Regions from separate parts of the Mus musculus genome. Here region 1 is linked to region 2. A link is a loop called in an ENCODE intact Hi-C map of the cell type or tissue named here. Cell type or tissue: gastrocnemius. All regions are shown on one strand. Links, peaks and the distances in the headings refer to the core of each region. The heading gives the core; the rest is flanking DNA. Region 1 overlaps Arid5b (AT rich interactive domain 5B (MRF1-like)). Region 2 holds the start of Arid5b (AT rich interactive domain 5B (MRF1-like)).

Evidence for each region. A loop is a pair of places that touch in the nucleus more often than their neighbours do. Peaks named below come from ENCODE experiments on the same cell type or tissue, not always from the same donor. Only the 100,000 strongest peaks of a DNase experiment are listed, where the experiment ranks them.
Region 1: it touches region 2 in a loop (2.1-fold over the local background); 19 of 42 quality-filtered maps call a loop at or near these places.

Annotation. Positions count from the first base shown.
Region 1 is chr10:68,165,922-68,177,359 of GRCm38, forward strand. The region is part of intron 4 of Arid5b (AT rich interactive domain 5B (MRF1-like)); the gene reads right to left. The region is part of intron 1 of Gm51770 (a long non-coding RNA gene); the gene reads left to right. Among named protein-coding and RNA genes, the nearest start is that of Gm51770, 21 kb to the left of the region's middle. In gastrocnemius, for the core only: a CTCF peak has its summit at 6,267 (motif pointing right); no DNase peak of the experiment used is centred there; H3K4me3 peaks cover 714 bases; H3K27ac peaks cover 1,845 bases.
Region 2 is chr10:68,267,734-68,279,171 of GRCm38, forward strand. Arid5b (AT rich interactive domain 5B (MRF1-like)) reads right to left here and starts at 10,993. Exons shown (of 10, transcript NM_023598.2): 1 at 10,957-10,993; 2 at 10,197-10,451. The coding sequence starts at 10,977. In gastrocnemius, for the core only: CTCF peaks have their summits at 7,296, 7,531 and 7,730; DNase peaks (open chromatin) are centred at 7,736, 8,830, 9,022, 9,362 and 2 more places; H3K4me3 peaks cover 3,090 bases; H3K27ac peaks cover 3,389 bases.

The sequences.
Region 1 (11,438 bases), core at 1,632-9,631, 100 kb before region 2:
CCCTTCCTTTCTTGCTTTAAATAAGCGAGGAGGGAACACACAGTATTTGCAGCTCAGCAGAGCACCATATTAATAGAAAGTTTGCTTGGAAGAGCAGCTTTGTGGAACCCCAGACCTGGTTCTTTGCCTTTCTCCATACTGTCCTTCACCCAAGAACTGTCTTTACAAAGCTGGGGTAGGCTGTTTGAGCATCTGAGGCAGGCTCACCCATGAGTGGGGACTGTTCCCCCTCCCCCCCTTCAGAAGGTCATAACCATTGGTCTCAACACTTAGGAAATCTACACAGAAAAAACCTACACACTCAGGGACTCAGAACTAGCCTAGCCACGGGCCATTAAGCAGTTCCAGCTAATTCCATGACTCCCTAGAAACAAATCTTCGCTTGGAACTCAACCTTTGCCAACGTTTGCTTTGGAGAGATTTTTTTTAGATCCACAGGAAAGAGACTCCAAGCGGATGATGGGAGGTTTGAGACAGGCTCCCAGGTGATGGGTACACCTTGGAATGAACTCCAGTTAGCTTATAAATCATTGATCCCTGGAAGAACGCAAATGAAAATCACGCTTTTGTTTTTTTGGTTTTTTTTTTTTTTTTTTGAAAGGCAGCCTCAAGTACTGACATGTGATACATAATAGTCTTAAACCAGTTCTGACATAATATCTCTGGCAGCTCTAATAACCACAAATGATTGCTTTAGTTAAGAACTAGCCAGGAGCAAAATAGAGCCATGTCGTTTGAGCCATAAATACCTCAACAATATTTTATGCCACTTTGTAAAAAGTTAAAGGAGTTTTATAATAATTAACAACAACAACCAAAAAAAAAAAAAACCCACGCCTTGTATGGACACTGTGAAAGCTTATTTCATAGTCCCAAGGCTGCCAGTGTGGTGAATTATGTAGGCACCAGAGAAGCATTAAGGAGAAATAATAGCAACTTAAATGAAGGCTGACGTAATTCATGATAAACAGTCATTGGAAAATATTACAGTGTTGTCTTTCTTTCTTTCTCTCTCTCTTTTTTTTTTTTGAGTGGGTTTAATCAGAAGAGTATGACCATAGTCTAACATAAACCACTTCCCTTTTCCACTGTTAGTAGTTGGAATTCTGGCATTTGCCCTAGCTAGCTGCAAGGTTTTTATTCACCATAATTGCTGAATCCAGACCCTCAACACCTCTGGGGACCTTAACAGTGTCAATTTGGAATTCTGATTGATGGAGGAGCTTCCAAGACAAAGCCCCAAATCTCTGAGCTGCGTGGTTGGTCCAAAAGTGGGGCTGAAATGGGAGGGTGGCATAGCCAGGGTGCTTTAAAGAATACATATCAGCAAGGGTGGCTAAGGACTGCCCACACTGAAGAATGACTCTATTGTCCCTTCTAATAGAATCTGTGAGGTGGTGTCAACCAGCCACCTATCCTGATAAGAGCAAACCTTGGCCCCAGATTGTTCTGGGTGAACTGTAAGTATAGCAACACACAAAGACGTAAACACAGTCACAGCCCAACCTGCCAATCTCATTAATACCGAATGTCACCAGGTCAGGGCCAGAAGGCGTGATCATACCACAGAGTTGTCACAGAGATGGCTAGCTCTGAAGGTGAATTAAAAGTTGTCACCTGCTGTGGAACCCCTGATTAGGAGCAATAGCCCAGGAGAGAGTCTCCCTCAGATATGGGGAGGCAGGACACCATTTAACTCTCCGGTGCTCACCCTATTTCTGGGAGTTTAACGGGAAGACATAATACACGATTATGTCAGCAAGGCCTTCCAGCGTCAAGTTCGTTGAAACGTCTTTAAGTCAAATATTGATTAGCTGTGCCGAGGCAGGAAAGGGAGCCTACAACAGAAAGCAGAAAAATCTTACATTTTCTTCCCACCACTGGCTTCTATCTCAGCCATGAGCTGGCCTTTGCAAAGGCTATTAAGAGCAACTAACGTGATTCTTTTTTTTTTTTTCCTCTTCCTCTACTTTTCTCTGCCAGCCTTGGGATAGAGGTGTTAACGAGCTGGAATAGACTCAAAGACTGGAGAATAGGTCTTCTGGAAGTTGACAGCTTGGGTGATCCTACACAGAGGGGCCTCTGTCCCAGATGACCAGGCACTAAGTGCCATCTTTGGATGATGACTTACAATAGCCAATATATAGCAGAGCATACTATTTTAGACATGGAATCCTTCCTCCCACCCCATTGAATCTATTTAAATCATTTCAGAGGTCAACTATCTAGCCACTCCTTTAAAACTATTTCAAAATAAGATGGATGGCTTTCTCTGACATTACCACTCATAAAAATGTATTTTATCTCCTCTTAGCACAACAAGCCTTCCTTTCTTGAAATAGCTCATCTTGAGCGCTATCAGTGCGTTTCGCTCTGTGCACAAATATTTTGTGTATTACAATGAGCAGCAGAATGCAAAGCTTGCAAATACTTATTTTTAGACATATGGGAAAAAAGGCAGTGCGAGCTAAAAATAAAGAATGAAGCAGTCACTTATCAGTGATGCCATTGGACATGCAAACGCTTCCGCCATTGGGCTTTTTCTCCACATGCTGTGGATCACAGCAAGAAACATCACTCTGAGCACACACACACACATGCGCGTACATGCACACACACATACCACATCACATACTACACACTACACACACACACACACACACACACACACACACACACACACACACAAGAAAATATTATTTCACAGCCGAAAACATCCAATCACTAAAAACAACATCTGGGTGTCATTAATAACTTACTCTACAGTTGAACCAGCCAAATAATCTGTAGCCTGACTCAGAACTTCTGAGTTTCTATTTTTGAAAGGAGGTGGGATCAGGGAAAGAACCGAACAGCATGCCTTACTTTTGCAAACGTACACGCCCTGGGCAGTTTCTGAATTTCTAGAAACGTGTGCACACATACTAACCAGCATGCGTACACAGGAAATGCAGGCTGTTTTATGTTATATGATTATTGCCACTACCCTTGACCCAGAGTCCTGCTGTTGTTTGGAGGAAGTTTCTACTGTAATATTGAGTTTGCTCTTTCCCCTCAGAGCCTTTGTGTATAATTAGGCATACTTTGTAGACTGGTGAGAATCTGGCCATAAGTAACATCTGAGAGATGAAGCTTCCATTTCAAACTTCCACAAAGCCTTTTGTATATAGCCTCTTAACACGTTTAGAGAATAGGCACACTGTTCAAACAGTCCAGCCCTGAGATAAAAGAGCTAACGATGTGCCTGCCGTACAATCCACCTCTCTAAAACACCCTAAATATTTATACTAACGGGAGTTGAAAATAGTATCAAGGAAAATGCCAAAATATTTCTACATGTTATTGGTAACAGTCGCTGGGAAGACAGATGCCAAAATCCAGCATGGTTCTAATTCACTGGGTCCTGTCACATGGCCTGTCCTAAGCTTGGTGAAATGTCAACCAACTTATGAACTGCAGAAAATTGTCTTTGGGGTAAGCTATATTTACAGTCCCCTCCCCCCTTTAAGTGCCTCTAGCAGGTCACCGAACAAGATACTGAATTTCAATGCACATTTTCCCCCCTTTGTCTCTAGAGTCAATGATGCAACAATCAATGGGTTTCATCCTTACATTTACAATGATACAATTACAATGCAATTGTATCAGCCAGATGGTACATGTAACAATGATGTCTCTACAGGAAGAGGTGTTAGGATCAATGAACCATAACACTCCATTGGTCTACATGAGAGGGCTGATGCCTCCCCTCAGTCCCCAGGATAGAACAGAGAATAAATATTATCAGTCCTATGGACCACACTAAGTCAGCCATCCTTGAGGGAAAACAACAACAACAACAACAACAACAACAACAACATATAAGCCCTTAAGTATGGTTATGTCTCAACATGAAGCTGCAAGCAAACTGGACCAGACCATGGGTGTGAGTTTTTCCCTCATGTACTGACCCCTCAGCACACAGGGGGTGGATCTCAGTGAATGGAAGACGTCCTATCATCCTCTCATCTTCCAACTTAGCCTCTCACCTCCAACAGGTGCTCAGCTGTCAGAGGAGGGTAAGAGAAAGATAGATCAGGTTTGAAGTCAGAAGAAGGGATGCAGGTTCATATGAAGAACACCTCTGGCTTCCCTATATGGGTGTAAGTCAGGTTCTCGAACTCACTGTTTAATGAATGAGAGTAGTTAGCAGACTACTAAAAGGAACAGGATAGCATGAATCCCAGCACCCAGTTTATTAGCATGTGGAATGACTTCCTTCAACAACACTGTCTGTTTGTTTCTCTCTCTCTAAGACTGCTGGGAAAATCAATGGAGGTAATGAGCACAGTAGGTGCTCATTAAAGGTAATGGCCACAGTAGGTACTCAACTAAAGGTTAAGTAAGGTTGGGTTTGCTAAGTGTTCAGCTAATTAAATACACACCATTTCTTAGGCAGACACCACACAAACTTTATTAAGCCTATACCTCAGTTCCTGACATGTGTTAAACTTTCAATAAGAGGTATGAGATACTGTCATTATCATTCTGTTTTAATTAATCAGAATTCTCAGGAAATGAGCCAACCAATCTAATGGTGTTGAGATTTTATGGAGAGTTATTAGAAAGGCCTGTTGTTGTTTCACCAATAGCAAGCAGGTGTGTGAGGTATGGAAGATCAGGGGTTTATCATCTTGGGTGTCATACACTCCTTCAGTTATGAAAAGATCACCCAGGATGGTCTACATTTGCTTGTTGCATTAATTTCTGCAAATAACCTTGTTCAAAGCCATTATTGTAATAATTATGCTGGCATGAATATTTTTAGGAGATGACTTGAAGCTTCTATCAGAGTCTCAGAAGGACTTCAAAACCATTAAAAACATGTCTAACATTTCATTCTCTAGATGAGATATGGAGATGTAAAATAGCAAACGGAGTTGATCAGGCTCCTTGTTTGGTACCTTCATATTGAATATACAGAGAAGTGTCCTCTCTGGTCCATTGTAGCTTTTTCTAAACTTCTCGGTAATTACAAACATAGTTTTGAGGTCTCCATGGTCATGGCTCTAAAAGTGTACCCAGGGAAAAAAATCTTATAATAGCCAGAAACTGGAAACAACCCAGATGTCCCTCAACAGAGGGATAAATACAGAAAATGTGGTACATTTACACAATGGAGTATAACTCAGCCATTAAAAACAGACTTCATGAAATTCACAGGCAAATGGATGGAACTTAAGAATATCATCCTGAGTGAGGTGACTCAGTCACAAAGAAACAAACATGGCACATACTCACTGATTAGTGGATATTAGCCCAAAAGTTCAGAATACCCAAGATACAGTTCACAGACTATATGAAACCTAAGAAGAAAGAAGACCAAAATGTGGATGCTTCGGTGCTTCTTAGAAGGGTGAACAAAATATGCACAGGAGGGAATATGGAGACAAAGTGTGGAGCAGAGACTGAAGGAAAAGTCACCCAAAGACTGCCCCATCTGGGGATCCATTCCATATACAGCCACCAAAGCCAGATACTATTGTGGATGCCGGGAAGTGCTTGCTGACAGGAGCCCGATATGGCTGTCTCCTGAGAGGCAGAACCTGACAAATATAGAGGAGGAAACTTGCAGCCAACCATTGGACTGAGCTCAGAGATCAACGAAGGAGATGGAGAAGGCACTGAAGGAGCTGAGGGGGTTTGCAACCCCATGGAGGGAGCAACAGTGTCAACAGGCCAGACCCCTCCAGAGCTCCCAGGGACTGGACCACCAACCAAAGTGTACACATGGAGCAACCTATGGCGCTGGCCACATATGTGGCAGAAGATGGCCTTGTTGGACATCAGTGGGAGGAGAGGCCCTCAGGCCTGAGGGTGATCAATGCCCCAGTGTAGGGGAATTCCAGGGTGGGAGGATGGGAGTGGTTGAGTGGGGAGCAGGGGGAGGGGAATGGGATAGAGGGTTTATGAAGGGGAGATCTGGAAAGGGGAAAACATTTGAAATGTAAATAAAGAAAATATCCAAGAAAATAAAACGTTTAACGGAACCTGTAGCTGCTAAATGAACTCTTCCAGTTTCTACTGCCACATTCTACCCAATGCCCATTCTCACCAAAACTGCACCTCTTCCGTGTCTCCGTGTCTCCGACCAGGGGCCAGTTAGGAAGGAGGTGATGGCTTTGTCAGCTCTGTTCTCTGTTCCCTTTGCGAACAGAGAGCCCTAGCTGTTTCTACAGGGATGCCGCGGTCTTAAGCAGGGAGAGGATGTGATGAAAGTGTTAGCCACAAGGGGGACGTAAGTTTGTCGAGTTGGTAGGAGAAACACTGTGGGAGTTTCCTCAAAAAAGTTAAAAACAGGACTGTGGTGGAGTCCATCAGTCCCATTACTGGGTCTATCCAAAGAAAATCGAGTCATTAACACACTCCCAGGCTCCCTGTTATATTATGTATGATACATAAGCAATACCTGTCAATGACAACCAGCTGGCGGATGGATAATGGAAAGTGCGGTGTGTGTACATAAACATGAGAATACTAATCGACTTTAAAAACCAAGAAAGTCCTCTCATTTGCAGCAACATGGATGAACTTGGAGGAAATTGAGCTAAATGAAAAAAACACAATCAGATGGTGTCACCACTTATTGGCAGAATCTAACAAAACTAGGTGAAGAAATGCCGAGTAGGATGATGGGGACCAAGGATGGATGGATGGGAAGCTAGGAGATACAGATCAACACAGAATTTCAATCAGATGGGAGGACCATGCCCAAGAGACCTATCACAGACACGCTGGCTATGAAGACTGTTCTTTCATTGCTGAAACTTGTTGAGGGTAGATAGCTATGTTCTTGTCATGAAAAAAAAATTAAGTGTACAAGGAAATGCATATGTTAATGTGCCTTAGCTCTTCCATAATGCCTATTTTCAAAACAGCACTTTGCTCACGATAACTACATCGCAGGCATATTGCGCTTTGACGTGTAAAACATTTTGGTACCAAGATATTACTCATCCAAATTCTGAGAGTTCAAAGATAAACTCTCAAGAACCACAGGTCTAGTAGGTGCCCTAGCATGTGGGGGTCTCAACCTGTGGGTCTCGACCCCAATGGATGTTGGACAACCCTTTCACAAGAGTCCCCTAAGATCTTTGGAAAGCACAGACATTATAGTTATGAAGTAGCAACAAAAGCAGTTTTATGGTTGGGGGTCAGCACAACACCGAGGCAGTGCATTTGAGGGTTGAAAGCCGCCATTCTAAGAGACATGATCGCTTTTTGCCTGCACTCATTTTCTTGTCCAAGGTTATAGCCACACAAAACCCAAACCCATAGCTGAGTAGCTGACATCTATGCCTTTGCTTATGGGAAAGTAACCCTGGCAGTAGAAATCCTGAGGGTCTCTCCGGAGGAAGTCATCTCAATGTTGACGTTTTTATGCTTAAAGATAATCAGGACAGTGTTAAGTGCACATAACACGTCGTAATACTACCAAAGCCACAGAGGAAGGGATCGAAACTTCAAATAGAAAGGTCATGTGAACTTCAATAAACTCATTTTACACAATATTGAACGACCATTAAAATGGTACTCACCAAGTGTTTAACGCGGCGAATGTTTATTTTATAATAAGGAAAACTTAAAGATGGCAAAATGGGATACAGGATGTTCTCAAGTTACTGGAAATACTTCCAACCCCCACCACCCCAACCAAAGAACCAAAACAAAAGAAAACTCTATACACAAATGGTGACATCTGGGGGCTATTGATGACTTTTGGGAAGCGGGATTGAGATACTGATGGGATCGTAAATGACATTTATAAAGGCAAGAACGTGGGAGCTTTGATGAGTCAGAATCCAGCCTGACCACTTCTTAACTTTTCTTAACTGGCGTCTTCCCCCACTTTGAAGGGCTTAGTGGGAGTTTCCTTAGAGTGAAGCTGTACGGATTAGGTCATCAGATACGTGGAGAGGCCTTAGCATAGAGACCCGCATATGGTGCGTACTCACAGAGGACTGGCAACTGTTGTTATTATGTTAGTTCTTTCTCATAATAGAAATAGTTTTCCGTAGTGAGGAAAAACAGTTTGAAAGGTGTCTAAGCTGTTTTCCTCTCTTTTTCTTTTCCTCACTAAGTTATTATGATATGGAGATGAGAGAAAGGGGGGCTATCTGTTAGGGGGGAACTCTGGTTTGCTCCGTAAGATATGGCCACTGTGTTGACCATGGCGTGCCCTCAAACCCTGAGGCGAGAGTTGGGGCTGACATTAAGGGTACAGGCTGAAGTTAGATATGGTGGCTCACAGGTAAAATCCTAGCACTGAAGTTAAGACCAGAGAATTACTAGTTCAAGGCTAGTGTGGGTTTCATAGTAATACCCTGTCAAAACAGACAAGAGCACACTGCCAGTGCTGGGAAAGGACAGGGTCTCTAAACATCATTGCAAACAGACAACCCTCAGTGAAAGACAGCAGTCAACTTGTGGAGAACACTTCTGGGCTTTGAGAAGATAAATAAATGCTGAGGGGGAGGGAAATCCCTTAGAGCCAACATTTTCCCTTGAGAATTCAGTCCACCAGGAGCTTAAGTTGAAAGAGGGAGGTCCATAAATACTTGACTTATCTAAGAAAGGAGATAAGAATGAATGGAGGTCTGAAACCATCTGGAATCCAGTAGTGATTTCTCTATCATTTCAACAAACATGTTGTTCCAAACACAGTAGACTTGATTCTAACTCTTTGGAGGACCTTAGAATCCAACGGGGGAAAAAGACACGTAAGCCTGATAATTTTAACAAGCCAAACGTTTAATGGGAGTGGGTGGCCCAAGGAGATGGTTTTTGACATGGGTAAAGCCATGCACTACCACACTCAGTTCCACATGGTCCCAGAACCTACATGGTACAAGGAGAAAGGGCTTCTTGATAGTTGTCCTCTGACCGCGCACTTGGGTAGGGGCATGTGTACGCCTTTCCACAAGTCAATATGTAGTGTTTTATTTTTAACAAAGAGGGGAGTGGGCTCTCAAGCGCTGTTTGATCCCCAGTACTCAAGTAAGAAGCTAAGGAGAATGGTGTGCTCTTACGATTCTACAGCTGGGGGTCCGGGGTGGAGACAGGTGGACCCCTGGAGTTCACTAGTCCACCAGCCTAGCCGACTGTGAGCAACCTATGTCAAGAAGAGACGCTCTCTCAGAAAATACGGTGCGTGGCTCCTGAAGAACAATTGAGGTTTGCTTCAGGTCTTCACATGCATGTACACGGCACAGACACAGAGGTACGTCTGTACTCATGCGCACACAGTGGGGGCACTCAAATTAAAACTAAAAAGCATTGGGAAAGTGTTGAGTAACAAGGAACAGAGGACATAGAGTACAATGATAGAAATAATTACTCTGAAGTCATTGGAATCCTCCCTTTGAGGAGGCAGTACACCAAGAGAGCCAATTAACCCAGCAGCCTCCCTCCCATCCTTTCTTAGAGATCTGAGGAAGGACCCAAGTTAGTAAGAAGCAGGTCAGGGTTTCTTGTAAGAGGCCTCTCAGAGGCCTTAACCACAATGGGGTCTCAGAGAGAGACTCAGGAGGCACATGTTCTTCTCAGGGGAAGACGACATCTTTTAGTGGGAAAAGTTTGCTTGTGGGGGATGCTTTTAGATGTGACTAAAAGCTAAAAGCAGTAGAGAAAACAACTCTTTGAGCTTCAAGTCTAGTGTCCTTTCCAGTTCCTCCTCTGCAACAGCATCTATCCAGGTCCCATTAGAGATCCGCCTCCCCAAGAGGCTACATGAACACCAGAGGCCCTGCTTCAGGTATCTGTGGATCTGATAGAAGGTCTTCCATTTACCCAGCAGAATATCTTGCAAAGGTTGCTTGCTGTCTGGTCAAAAGTTTCCACTCAGCCAACTTTGCTCATGTCATCTCCTTTGGCCCTCAAAGGAAGAGTCTCTTCACAATTCTTGTTCTATAGCCAAAATGTGTTGGCAGACATGTGTGTGTGTGTGTGTGTGTGTGTGAGTGTGTGTGTGTGCATGTGTGTTGAGGGTGAACAGGCCTGAGTGTGGGTGTTGGCTGGGGCTGACTGGACAGGAGACTCCATGTTATCGGTCTGTGTGCCGGTTGAGAATGGTCAACAAAGCTACGTCAGTACTGGGTCTGTGACCCTGTGAAAATTGCTCAGTCTCTGAGGCCACTCAGAGGTAGAATGTGAGTCTAACAAGGGGATCCAAAGCAGTATTTGCAGTGAGCCATCACTCTGTGTCTCACGTGACATAACCTAAGTTTTAAATGCTTTGCGAATAGAGCCTGGTATCCCACCAATGCCCAGAGTTTTGCTTTGAACCCAGCTGGTGCTCAGTGAGAGAATGGATGAGCAACAAGGACCCAGAGAACACCCTGGGTTTTTTGTTTTTTGTTTTTTCTGTCCATCTTGCCTGTTCTCCAGTCCTCCAAGACGACCACTGGAAAGCAATGGAGACTGTGAGAGAAAAATGGCTGTTTGGGAAGCTGTTTCTGTGCAGCTTCTAAAGAGAGTAGAGAGCCCAGATAGAGGAACTGTGGCCCAGCCAGCCACCAATGAGAAGGCAGCCTGAATAGGCAAACCCAAGCGGCCCCTGTCCAAAAGCTTGAAGACTCTGTCTCCTTCCAAAAGTCCCCATTACCAAATCATGGCAAGCTAAATTTAATTTTAAAAGGGGAAATGATTTATGTGCTGTAGGAATAAAGAATCGATGGAAGCAGAAAGCTTACATGCATTTTCTTCATTTCTTTCTTTCTTTCTTTCTTTCTTTCTTTCTTTCTTTCTTTCTTTCTTTCTTTCTTTCTTTCTTTCTTTCTCTCTCTCTCTCTCTCTCTCTCTCTCTCTCTCTCTCTCTCTCTCTCTCTCTCTCTTTCTTTCTTTCTTTCTTTCTTTTCTTTCTTTCAATTAGGCCTATAATTTTTTCATTAAAGAATGGTGCCAAGTTGGGAAAGCCGAGGTGCTCTAAGCAGAAAATTACAGAGAGGTGTATGGGGCAAGCCCTGGTAGCCTGGCAGTCTGGGGCCCAGAGTCCAGGAGAATACAGGGCTCTAATGCTCCCCCTCCCTCCTGCAACCTCTGAACTGCAAACTGCTCCATCTCTTAAAGGGTCCTTACATTGCAGCTTCTCCGGTGGCAAGGGAGTTCTGAGGCCTCTGTCAGGGAGAGGAAACACTGGGCAGTGTGTGGCAGAGACCAGGGGATAGCATGAGCTGAGGCAGGGACAGAGGCGATCACCTGGGGGACAGGGTAGTAGTTGGTGCCATGGCTTGATTCTAAACCAATGCTGTTCGGATTCTGAATCCTCCAGATCCCTCGTTTTCTACCTAGTCCCACTTCTCTCAATCTCTGCACTTAAAGCCACGGACACCACTGGAAATCCCTTGTGTAGAAACATGGTGGTCAGCTATCTGCTTCCAGTTGTCCCAAAGTCAAGTGGT
Region 2 (11,438 bases), core at 2,366-10,365:
TGTCCTTTTGTCCTGGTTAAATGTGCTTTAATTAGCAAATATCTGTAAATAATTTACTTGCTTTTCAAACACAATAGAACAATGGGGTCAGTTTTCACATACATTTACCAAGCCTGTATCTGGATCTTAAGCCAGGCTCAGCCATTGTTCAATAACTGTATTAAGCTGCCTCCTTCTTGCTGTCTTTCTTGGAGGAAGTTAGGGGTGGTGGGGATAGAAACCCAAGTTCCAGGAACAGCAGCACGGTATTCTACTGGACCCCAGAAGCCTAGCACACAAGGTTGTCCAGTTCAGGCTTGTTCAAGCCCTAAAACACCCAAATGAAAAATCAGGAAGTACACCAAGAGCAGGCCGTGGTAGCCTAGGGTACCCATCAAACCCTTTCATCCCCAGAAACGCTTACAGTGTGAGCCCTGCTCCCCCAAGACATGATGACACCCAGGGAAATCACAGCACCTCATCTAGGCTCTGCAGGGGTTAAAACAGCGCCCTGCATGCAGTGCAAAGCAAGATGCTAAATCAAATGAGAGAGACTGCTCCGAGACCAGAGGCATATTATTTTGAATAAGATTGAAAAGGCCAGAAAAAGCAATTCAAAAACATTTCAATTATGTATTTCCCAGAACTACATCTTGGAGCAACTAATGCAAATGCTACCAACCACAATAAAACTTCTTCCTACATAAAAGCATATAAAACAGGTTGAGCAGCATATACTTTATAGATCATATGCATATTTCGGACTATTAATAAAAAATGCAAAAATCTATGTGTGCTTCACTCTCCGAAGCAATACAGTAATTATGATTAAGGGACACACAGCACAGAAAGAGCCAATTTATCTTCTCCGGTGCTCAGGAATATGCTATTGTGTAACTAAGCAACTAAAGACAAAATATGGTGTAATTAATTCACTCCTATGCTTATTTAAAAGACACAATTAGAACATTTTTATTTTCCAGCTTGCACAGTAGCTCAACATGCTTGAGGCTGTGGAAAGCAAAGCCTAATTCGCAAAGGCAAGAGTTTAATGTTTAAGCCAAGCCAAGGCTTTGGAATTGAACAGTAGAGGATTGGTGGCTTTTCAGGCCTGAGTCATGAGGAAGGAAGATGGGGGAGGGTCAACAGCCGGGCTAGCAACACGTGGCCTCTGCTGTCTGCTTTCTGTGAACATGATTATCCTGTGCATGAGAATCTAGGCTACTGTACCTATACAGTCGCAAAGAGTCTATAGAAAATTCACACCGTCAAACTACCATGCTAGTCTAGAGTGTCAAGTCTCCATCCTTCTGGCTGTGGATGGATACAGGTCGGATGTGAGCTGGATCCCATTGGTCTGACGTCAGCGCCCTCTTTTCAATAATGGCTATCTGCCTGGTTTTCAGTGGGTTTATATGGCGTATATACACGTGTGCATGTGGGCGTTTGCACTTCTCCATATGAGTGTTTGTGTGTGTGTGTGTGTACGCGTGAGTGTGTAGGCCAGATGTTGAATTCAGATGCCCTTCCCAATCATCCTCTACTGTTTGAGATGGGGTCTTCTACTGAGCCCAGAGCTCATCAATTTGTTGGAGTAACTACTCAATAAAGCCCAGGGACACACGGGTCTTCCTGTCCTGGCACTGGGATGACAGGCATGCCTTTTACCCGGATAAATGCTGGGTATCTTAACTCTCAGGTTCTCTGTTACACACTGAGCCACCCCCCAAACTCACAGATTTTGAAACATTAGTGTGATGCTCACTGTCCCGGACTTGCATGGACATGCTCTAAGGGCCAAGGCCTAGGTTCTGATCTATGGAAACACAGTGAGGATTACACTACACCCTCAAAAAGTCCACAGTACTAGGGGACAGATTCTTCCAGAAACAAAGGATCCATGACCACATCTCTTAGAGGCGAAAGAGTCTCCGAGGCAGCAATCGATAAATTTGTTTTAAATACCCTTAAAAGCAGAACCACCAAGGAATCATTAGTTACAATATTATTCTGAGTAGAGGATGGCAAATATCCAACTGCCCTGCTATAAAAAATGACAAGCGAATGCATTTGATTCAAGCAATTATATGCTGGATATCGGGTAAAACGAGACTTTGATAAATGAGCCCGAGTTGTGTGTTACCAGATGCCACTATGAGCAACGGCATGCTTTATTAATAATTAATAACCAAGTATTTACATGCGTGGACTCTTGTACTTCATAAAAAATAACATTTCCTGAGTATGGGCCTGACCGTTTAAATGTCAAGAGAGGTTTTAATTGCCTTCAGTACGGAGTCACTATTAAACCTTGGTTAAGGTCATTCGTCTGAGAAGAGTGCTATCTTTTGTGAACTGCCAACATGACTGAGTTGCGGCTTGACTCTTCTTCTCTCCAGAAGTCTAGGTTTCAGTTTGTCACTACAAAGTCCCTAATTTCAACAAGCTGAGTGTTGCAGATCAAAAAGGTACCCGGATAGACCATCATGGCGGCTCCAGGCTGAACCCTCGGTCTAAATCATTGGCTTTTTTCTTTGGACAAACATCCGTTCACGTATTTTGGCATCCATTGGGGTGATATGGGTTTTAGTAGCAAAGAAGAAAGTGTGAGATGGGGTTCTGAGGTAACCTAACAAATTAGTGACCAACCAACTGGCCACGGTGAATGAAGACAGGCTGCTGGCCAAAAAAAAAAAAAAAAAAGGTATTTAAAAAAAAAGATTTACTTTGTTATTTGGTGTGTGTGTGTGTGTGTGTGTGTGTGTGTGTGTGTGTGTGAGTGCATGGACATCACATGTGTGCAGGAGCCCACCGAGGTTAGAAGAGGGTATCAGATCCCTGACAGCGGGAGTCACATACAGTTGGTGAGCCATCTGACTTGGGTACTGGGAATCAAACCCAGGTTAGCTGCAAGAAGAGTAAGCACTCTGAACGGCTAAACCATTTCTCCAGCCTTCCAAAAGGTATGTCAAAAATATTTTTTCTGAAGTTTAAATTAGGTGTCTGTGTGTGTTTATATATGCAAATACGAGTGAGTGAGTGTGTGGTGCTCTTGGGGGCCAGAAGAGGGTTACAGAGCTCCTAGTTTGGAGTTACAGGTGGCTCAGTTTTTGTAAGATAAACATACGATCTGAAATGACTGAGATATCTTTTCAGCACCCCCATAATGTTTTGATATGATGCTCAGTTGTTCTGAACTCAGTGAACTTCAAAGAAGAGGAGACTCCTGATAAACTAGATTACGGTGCAAAAGGAGAGAACCCTGAGATGGGCCAAGCTAAAGTAAGATGCAAAGCACCACTAACTCATAGGCTCCTGAGATGGGGATTCATGCCGTCAGCACACAGTGGGTGTTCTATATAAATGGGTATGCAGCTCTAGCACACAGTAGGTACTCTGGAAATGTGTGTCGGGCAAATAAGACTCTGAAGATGAAGACCTTGTTTTCTACTTTTCTAGAAAGGTCATGAAACATCCAGAGAGATCTTAGCTCTTTCACAGCTGGAAAATCTGATGATATTTTGTTGACCAGTATCTGTCAGTCAGGGTGGGATAGTCTGTGAGGTCCCCGAAAGGGGCGTTTCCCTTTCACCTCCACTGTGTTTAAGGGCTCAGTACACACTAGGATACATAGATGACAGGTTTTCAAGTTTACTCATGTGATACATCTCCGATTGTGACTGTGTGTACATCTTTGAGCATATTGACCTTGTCTTTTTATTAAGATTGGTCAGCTTCGCAGGGTGTGGTGGCACACGCCTTTAGTCCCAGCACTTGGGAGGCAGAGGCAGGCGGATTTCTGAGTTCGAGGCCAGCCTGGTCTACAGAGCGAGTTTCAGGACAGCCAGGACTACACAGAGAAACCCTGTCTCAAAAAACCAAAAAAAAAAAAAAAAAAAGATTGGTCAGCTTCTGGAGAAAAAGGGCCAGCCTGCCAAGTGCTTTCCAGTCATCTCTTTACTGCCTACAAGGTTAACCCTCAACAAGTAGGTTGTCTTTGATGAACACAATCCAGACAATACCTATATTGCCTGGAGCTTGGATCTCAGCCATTCAAAATATACTTCAATGTAAATTTTATTTATTCACAAAAATGAATGTCCTAGACTCAACATTAATACATGTGCATGCCTGTAAGTGATAAGGACATTATACTGATATTAATTATGTCTATAATATGACATCTTGTTTGGAGCCAAGTAGGAAAGAGGACTAGGATCTGGGGAAATAGCTCATAGGAAGAGCATCAGCTAAACAAGTGTAACTTCTTGAGCTCGATTCCCAACACTGAGGAACTGAAGAATAGAAATGTTCCATCTTCCACATCAACCTTATGGGCCAGAGGTCAGCAGACTTTTTCCATAAATAATCAGGCCAGACAACAAATATATCTACTGTGTCAATCATATGGTAACCATCAAAAGTACTAGCTGTGTTGTTCTAATCAAAGAGTTTCAAATACTATATAAATAAATGACTTTGGCTACGTCCCAATAAAACTTTATTTATAAACTATCAGTGGGCCATATTCAGCCTTCAAGTTTTAGCTAGCCGACCCTTAGCACAGACCAGTTGAGTGGTCTCTGCGCAACACTTTAGTTCTTGTTCTGTACATGGTTAGAGATGTCCCTTCATTTAGTTTAAAAAAAAAAATGAATGACTAGGAATAGACAGTAGCCAGAGTAACTACAGCCATTGGTGGTTAAGTTCCCATGGGTCCTGATTCTAGATGAAAATAGTCACTACCAGCAGAGACTGAGTTTTTCTAAGTCCTGTGCTGGTTGGTCCCCTCTTTGTTTTGGTTTTTGGTTTTTGGTTTTTGGTTTTTGGTTTTTGGTTTTGTTTTTTGGTTTTTTGGTTTTTTTGTTTTGTTTTGTTTTGTTTTGTTGTTTGTTTTTTTGAGAGGGTTTCTCTGTGTAGTCCTGGCTGTCCTGGAACTCACTCGGTAGACCAGGCTGGCCTCGAACTCAGAAATCTGCCTGCCTCTGCCTCCCAAGTGCTGGGATTAAAGGCGTGTGCCACCACGCCCGGCTTTTTTTTTTTTTTTTAAATCATCATCTCTGATTTCCTCAGTAGATTCAAGATCAGCAATTCCATTATACAAATGAAAAAATTGAGTCTTGGGCAAGGCAGAGCACCATTTAAGGACAGCAAGGTAAGTCAAGGAGACTCAGAGATCTCTACAATCACCTTAAGGGCTTTGCAAAAACAAAGACAGCCCAAGGCAGACCATCTAGATTCCAGAACACATCTGCCTGCCCCAGGTATGATCAAATCAGGTAATCCTTTGAAAAATGTTGCCAGTCCAGTCAGTAACATTTTTCAGTAGCAAAATAAAAATTCTTAAGAAATATTCTGTTGTGATGACACAGCTGAGCTCAACACACGTAGAAAAAACAGCCCCAGTGGAAGGAACCAGAACCACCAGGGAGGGATTTGTAGCAAAGTAACCCAGGAGTTGCCAGGAGGACTCAAATTCCAATGAGAAAAGCACATACCAATATTCATGGTAACGATTACAGACAATCACTATTTATCTATCCACTGAGTACCTTTCCACCATATAATAGCTCATTTAGTCCATAAAACAATCCCAGGAAGTCGATACCACATGCCCATATATGGATAAAAATAGCGAGACACAGAATGCTTGAGAAATTCTCCACGGTTATATCATTTGAGCGAGACTGTTGAAAGTCTTCAAAGTCTTGGCTCCAATTCCAACTGTGCTATGCGGCTCTCAGTAGAGCATCTCTGAAGCAGTTTCTAAATGGACCACGACTTTCAGTGTATCCTGGATGATGACAACTATAGACTGTTAGAAATCCTGAAAGCAAGCTGGAGTCTAAAACACCCAGGCGTGCTTGGTCTTGACTCAATGACATCATTAGCTTAACCTTCCCCATTCCTAGTTCCAGGCCATCAACAAACCTTCATGTAAAAACCCAAGCCTGCACATGCATGCATTTGGAAAGCCAACCGCCAATAGATTAAGTACTCAGCAGTTTGAGAATAAGCATGATTAGAGGTTACCCAGTAACAGGACCAGTTACCCACCTACATTGCCATGTCCTTCCCTGAAGAGCTACTGCTCACATGTGCCAATCAAGGGTGGTTACCATGGACACTACCTCCTTGCCCGTGTCTTGCTCTTTCCTCCCATGCTGACTTAAGACAGGATCATCATTAGATCCAACGAAATCCACATAAATGTTACTATGATTTGCCATTGTTTATAAAATTTAAAAAAAGTTCATAATATTCTTACCCTGAGTCCTTCTCATTTTAAGAATTTTAAAATATCTAAAGCGCTTTCCCCTATTATAATGTGTCTTGATTTTCCCCCAAATTTTTCAGTTCTTAGTATTATTCCCATTTTCTGGGAGAAGAAACTGAGGCTCAGATTCTTATAGTTATCTAAGGTCAAACTGAGGCTAAGTTGTAGAATAAAAATGTGCCTCTTCTCTCTCTCTTTCTCACTTTCTCTCTTTCTCCCCCCCCCCCATGTGTGTGAGTGTGAGTGTGAGAGGGAGAGAGAAAGAGAGAGAGAGAGAGAGAGAGAGAGAGAGAGAGAGAGAGAGAGAGAGAGAGAGAGAGAGGTGCATTTGGATGTATGGCATACTAGTGCACCACAGCATGCTTGTGGAAACCAAGAGACAACCTCAAGGGTTAGTTCTTAACATCTACCTTGTCTAAGGTGCTGTTCACTGCTGCGTACTATCTCAAGCTAGGGTTCCTGCTTCCAGTTTATGAGGCTCTGAGGATTTGAACTCTGTTCCTTATGCTTGCCCAGTAGATGCTTCATCCACTGAGCCACCTCAGCCTCCAGTGTACCTCTTTTGCAAGTGCCTTTCCTCACTTCAGGTTACCAGCACTGGCAATGTCTGATGTCACCATCACCCTGGAAACCAATCGATAGCTAATTATTAATAACTATGAAAATATTTTTGCTCTATAGCTTCAGTTAGGATTATTTGAACTACATAGAATAAAATCTTCTAACCCTGAATATCTCCTTTGGGAGTTGATTGAGTAGCCTCGTTTGAAAATGATCAAGGGACTGCCTTTAATGGTGCATGCTTCTAGAATCTACTATGATGTGTTTTCATATTTCAGTAATAGATTTTTACTGAAGGAGGCAAGCTGAAAGTTTAGGAAGGACTGGGTGACACTGGCCACACTTGACAGGCAACATGACTTTGGCATGTTCTTGTCCCCATCTATAAAATGGGTAGGCACAATCCTGTACCACCCAGTCTCCTGCATTGACTGCAAAGATCCATGTGGAATTAAAAAAAAAAAATCTGCTGCAAATCACAGCGAACCACACAGGGACGCTATTTCTAAACTCGCACAATGATCATGTTCCTGCTTTTAGAACTGACGTCTTCCCATTTCAAGAAATCAGAAAAAGGCAGAACGTCTCTTTTCAATAGAGAGTACCCAGAATCCTGGTCGTCCTTCCCAGATAGGTGCCGATGTCAGCTCAATCAGGAAATTATTAACCTCCATTTGGTTACTTAAAATAAACTCTGCTGGCTGATGAAATGTTCTTGAACACCAAGAAAACATTCCCCTGCATTTAGCAACGGCAAAGGCATCCCTCAAAACTATTTAAAATCAATAATAAAAACCATTTCAATGTATATAAACAAGTTAATCGAGTAGGCGAAAACAAAGCAAATTTCTTAATGAGAGGCCCTGTTGCCCCCTCAAGGCGCCTGCAGTAAATGCTGGTCTGTGACTCTCCTCCCCAGGAGCCTGGCTGCTGCTGTTCTGCTAACGTCTGACTTAGGCCAGGGGGGAAATGACATCACCCGGGTGGAAAACCGATCCTGCACCGGGAAACTTTCTACCTGCTTTCCATTTGTCATAATTATTTTGCACAATGCAGCTTCCATTTGCATAATTTTGAGGCGTGTCATTATCTCAATTGAAAATTGTTTTAATATGGCTGAATAACTCACAATGACATCAGCCGAAGTCCTAATGAAATATACAAGTATAATCATACAGCTAATTACCAGCCGTGTTAACATTAAAAAACAAATCATGCATAATATTAGACTATGTATAAGCAGCTGAGGATTATAAATAGAGCCGCCCTCTCTCCACAAACCCCCTAGAGTTTACTTTTAAATGGCAAGATTAATTTTCTGAGGTATGGCTCATACAGTAGATACGAAATGCCTAGATCATTACAACTCCCCATAAGGAACAATTAAAAAGAGATCGTGTGTTTAAAAAACGTATCTATTCATTGTCAACAGTTCTGACAGACAGATGGGATCGTCTGTGGATTTTATTCTTAAATCAGAATTTGCCGTTTAGTTACATCAACAGAAATTAAAGAGGACCTAGTGGGGTCAACTCGGGGTCTTTTAAACAAATATTCCAATTTCAATTAAAAAAAAAAAGAGTGACCACAAATATCCCATAAAACACTGAATGATTTCCTCCTGGGTTTAGTCCGAAGTCTGTTAGGCACCAGCTCTTTTCTGGATATTTAATCCTTCCCTTCTCCAGATCACAGGCCATGTTGAAGTAATAAATTTGAAAAGCAAATAATAAGAAATCAGGAAGGGGGAGGGAGAGAAGGAAGACAGCTGCGCAGCAAAGTTGGGTCGGGGGAGGGGCTTGAGCCCAGGGGGGTGGGGAGGAAGGCGCTCAACCTGTTGGTGGGCTGCAGGGGTCCCACTCTGCATCCACACACCACCTTAGTCAGGCTGCAGGCGGAGCCCGGAAAGCCGAATGCTTACACCCTAGGCTTTTCGGGGAGGGCGGGGGAGGGGTGTGTGCCGGGAGGAGGGCGGAGCTTATTTCCGAAAAGGCAGATTCCTGGGCCGAGGTTCTGACGAACTCCCTTAATTAACCAGCCGCGGACCACTGAGGGGTAATTCGATCCGGGGGAGAGGGAGTGAGCTAGCAAGGCCAAAAGTGCAATCAACTCCATCAGCTCCAGGAATTTCTGCCTGGGCTGGCAGCTCCAGGGCCCCGGAGGAGTTCAGCACCGAACCATTCATTTAACAACAGACCTACCTCGAAAGCTCGCGAGCCTGGCGCCGAGCTAGCTGCCCTCAAAAGTCTCAGTCTGATCACCCTGCTCTGTCTCGGGAGACACAAAGCCTGGCCAGGGGGCCGTGCGCCCTCCCTCCCACCGCGCCCTGGGCGCAGACTCCCCAAAATAGTTCCCGTGTGTGTGTGTGTGTGTGTGTGTGTGTGTGTGTGTGTGTGTGTGTGTGTGTGAGTGTGTGTGTGTAGGGGGGTAACGATCACTCCACCAAGCTCGGCCCTCGGACCCGGGGAGCCCATAGAGGTGCGGTCACACCCGCAGTGACAGAGCCCGAGGGAGGTGGCCTGGTGGCGGCGCCGCAGGGTCCTCCCCGCGTCCATCCCGCGCACAGACTCGCACCTCACCGCAGAGGCCCCTGCACCCAGCCCCACACCCTACTGGAAGACGTCCACTTCGCGTGGAGTCACTGGAAACCAGAACATCAAATGGCTCCGGGAGGAGGGGGAGTGGGCGCGAGATAGTTCTTAATGCCGAACGTGTTTGTGCCGGTTACACGACCGCTTTGAAATCCGCCCGGGCAGATGCGCAAGTTATTTGAATGTATTATCCCAGTACCTGTCATTTATCACTTCAGTCAACACGCCTTTGCCAACTCAATTGCTTTTGATCTCATTCTGCCTCCGTTTCGTAATTTCCGCCCTCTTAAACATATCAAATACTTAAAAGAAAAAAAAAAAACGTGAACAATATCAAAACCCACTAAAAGAAAGCTACCCAGCCCAGGAGCCAGGCATGAAGTAAAAAAATTAAAAAAATTAAAAAGCAAAAAATATGTACATTAAAATATGTATATTAAAGCATGAGATATTAATCTTCAAGAAGAGGTAGCTAAACGAACACACACACACACACACACACACACACACACACACACACACACACCCTGGAACAAAACCCTTCTTGACAAGTTATTTGATCTTGACTAAAATCAGCAGTTGGACGGTCTTTGTAAAGCTGACAGCCAAACTCTGACAATGGTAAAATACTCCAGCCCCAGTTAGTGGCGCTACCCCTTTAAAAAACGAGCGGATCCTGCTCACCGCAGAACTGAATACAGTATTTTCAAGCTTGCCTTATAATACGCATTACTGGAGGGGGGGGGTAGATAATAAAGAAGGAAGAGAGGGAGAGATAGGTTTACCACCTCGCCATGGTCGCTATTTCTGCCCTGGGGAGTGTCTTCGGGGAGGAAATAAAGTTTCGAGCTGGATAAAAGTTGCCGGCTGGTCCTTTCTTCCCACAACAGCTGGAGCTCCGCTATGCAAATCGGATCCTTTGGCGTACATCTTACAAAGAAAAAGTCGCCAAGGGACAAGATTCTTGGTTTGCCTTCAAGGTGGAATTGAAAAGCCTTATAAAAAATATAAGGTCCGTGCAAGCCACACGGTGAGCCGACCCACTGCAGGAGGGGGAGAGAGAGGGAGAGAGAGAGAGAGAAAAAAAAAAGCACCACGTAAATAATGTAGCCATCAAGCACAAATATCTATTCCCAGGCACATTAACACACAAGACTCTCAATACAGACCGGCCCACAGATAGAACGCTGGGTGAAAAAATATTACAAAACCCACTAATTTTCTGCCTCCCTTAAAAAAAAAAAAAGAAAGAAAGAAAAAGAAAAGAAAAGAAAGAAAGAAAGAAAAGAAAAGAAAAAAAAAGCCCTCCGGGTCCCCACCACCCCTCCCCAGTTCCCCATATGAGGCGATAAAATTACATTATGTAGGTATGATCAGCGCAGGGATTTTTAAAAAAAACAATAAAAATGATTTTGGGGGGATGCAGAGGGTAAAAGTTTGGTAAAAAGTTTGTGGGGGGTGTGAGGGGGTGTGAGGGGGTGGGTGAGCTGGGGGGCTGGGGGGTGCCGGGGGGCGCCGGGACCGCAGGAGCGGAGGAGAGCGAAATACCTGGAGTGAGTTGGGCTCCATCTCGACGTTCTGAATTGATTGAACTCAACATTCTCTCCAAACTTGTTGGCTTGAATGGATTGCATCAGGTCCTGGCAGGGGAAAGCATTCTCTGCTTGCAGCCGGCGTGATGTCTCAATATAAAACTAAGCTCTAGCCTCCCCCTCAGCACCAAAATGATTGAAAATATATCCTAATATTTCCTCGAAGACTCAATTTTCATCTCCTGTAAAAAAGATGTGGGTTTGCTGCCAAAGATGGGTTGATCAAATTCGAAATAGGGAGAAGGGCTAAGTCCGACCTCGGCGGGAAGAGAATGGATCAAGGCAAAAAGCAGACAGGAAGATGTAAAAAAAAATTGAAACCCATCCTAAAACCAAGTAATGAGGGTATCTTTCTCTTCTCAGTTCCTCGTGTCTGTGGGTAACGTCGGTTGAGATTTTTGGAGCAGACCAAGTCTCTCGAGCTGCGTTGTGCATCTG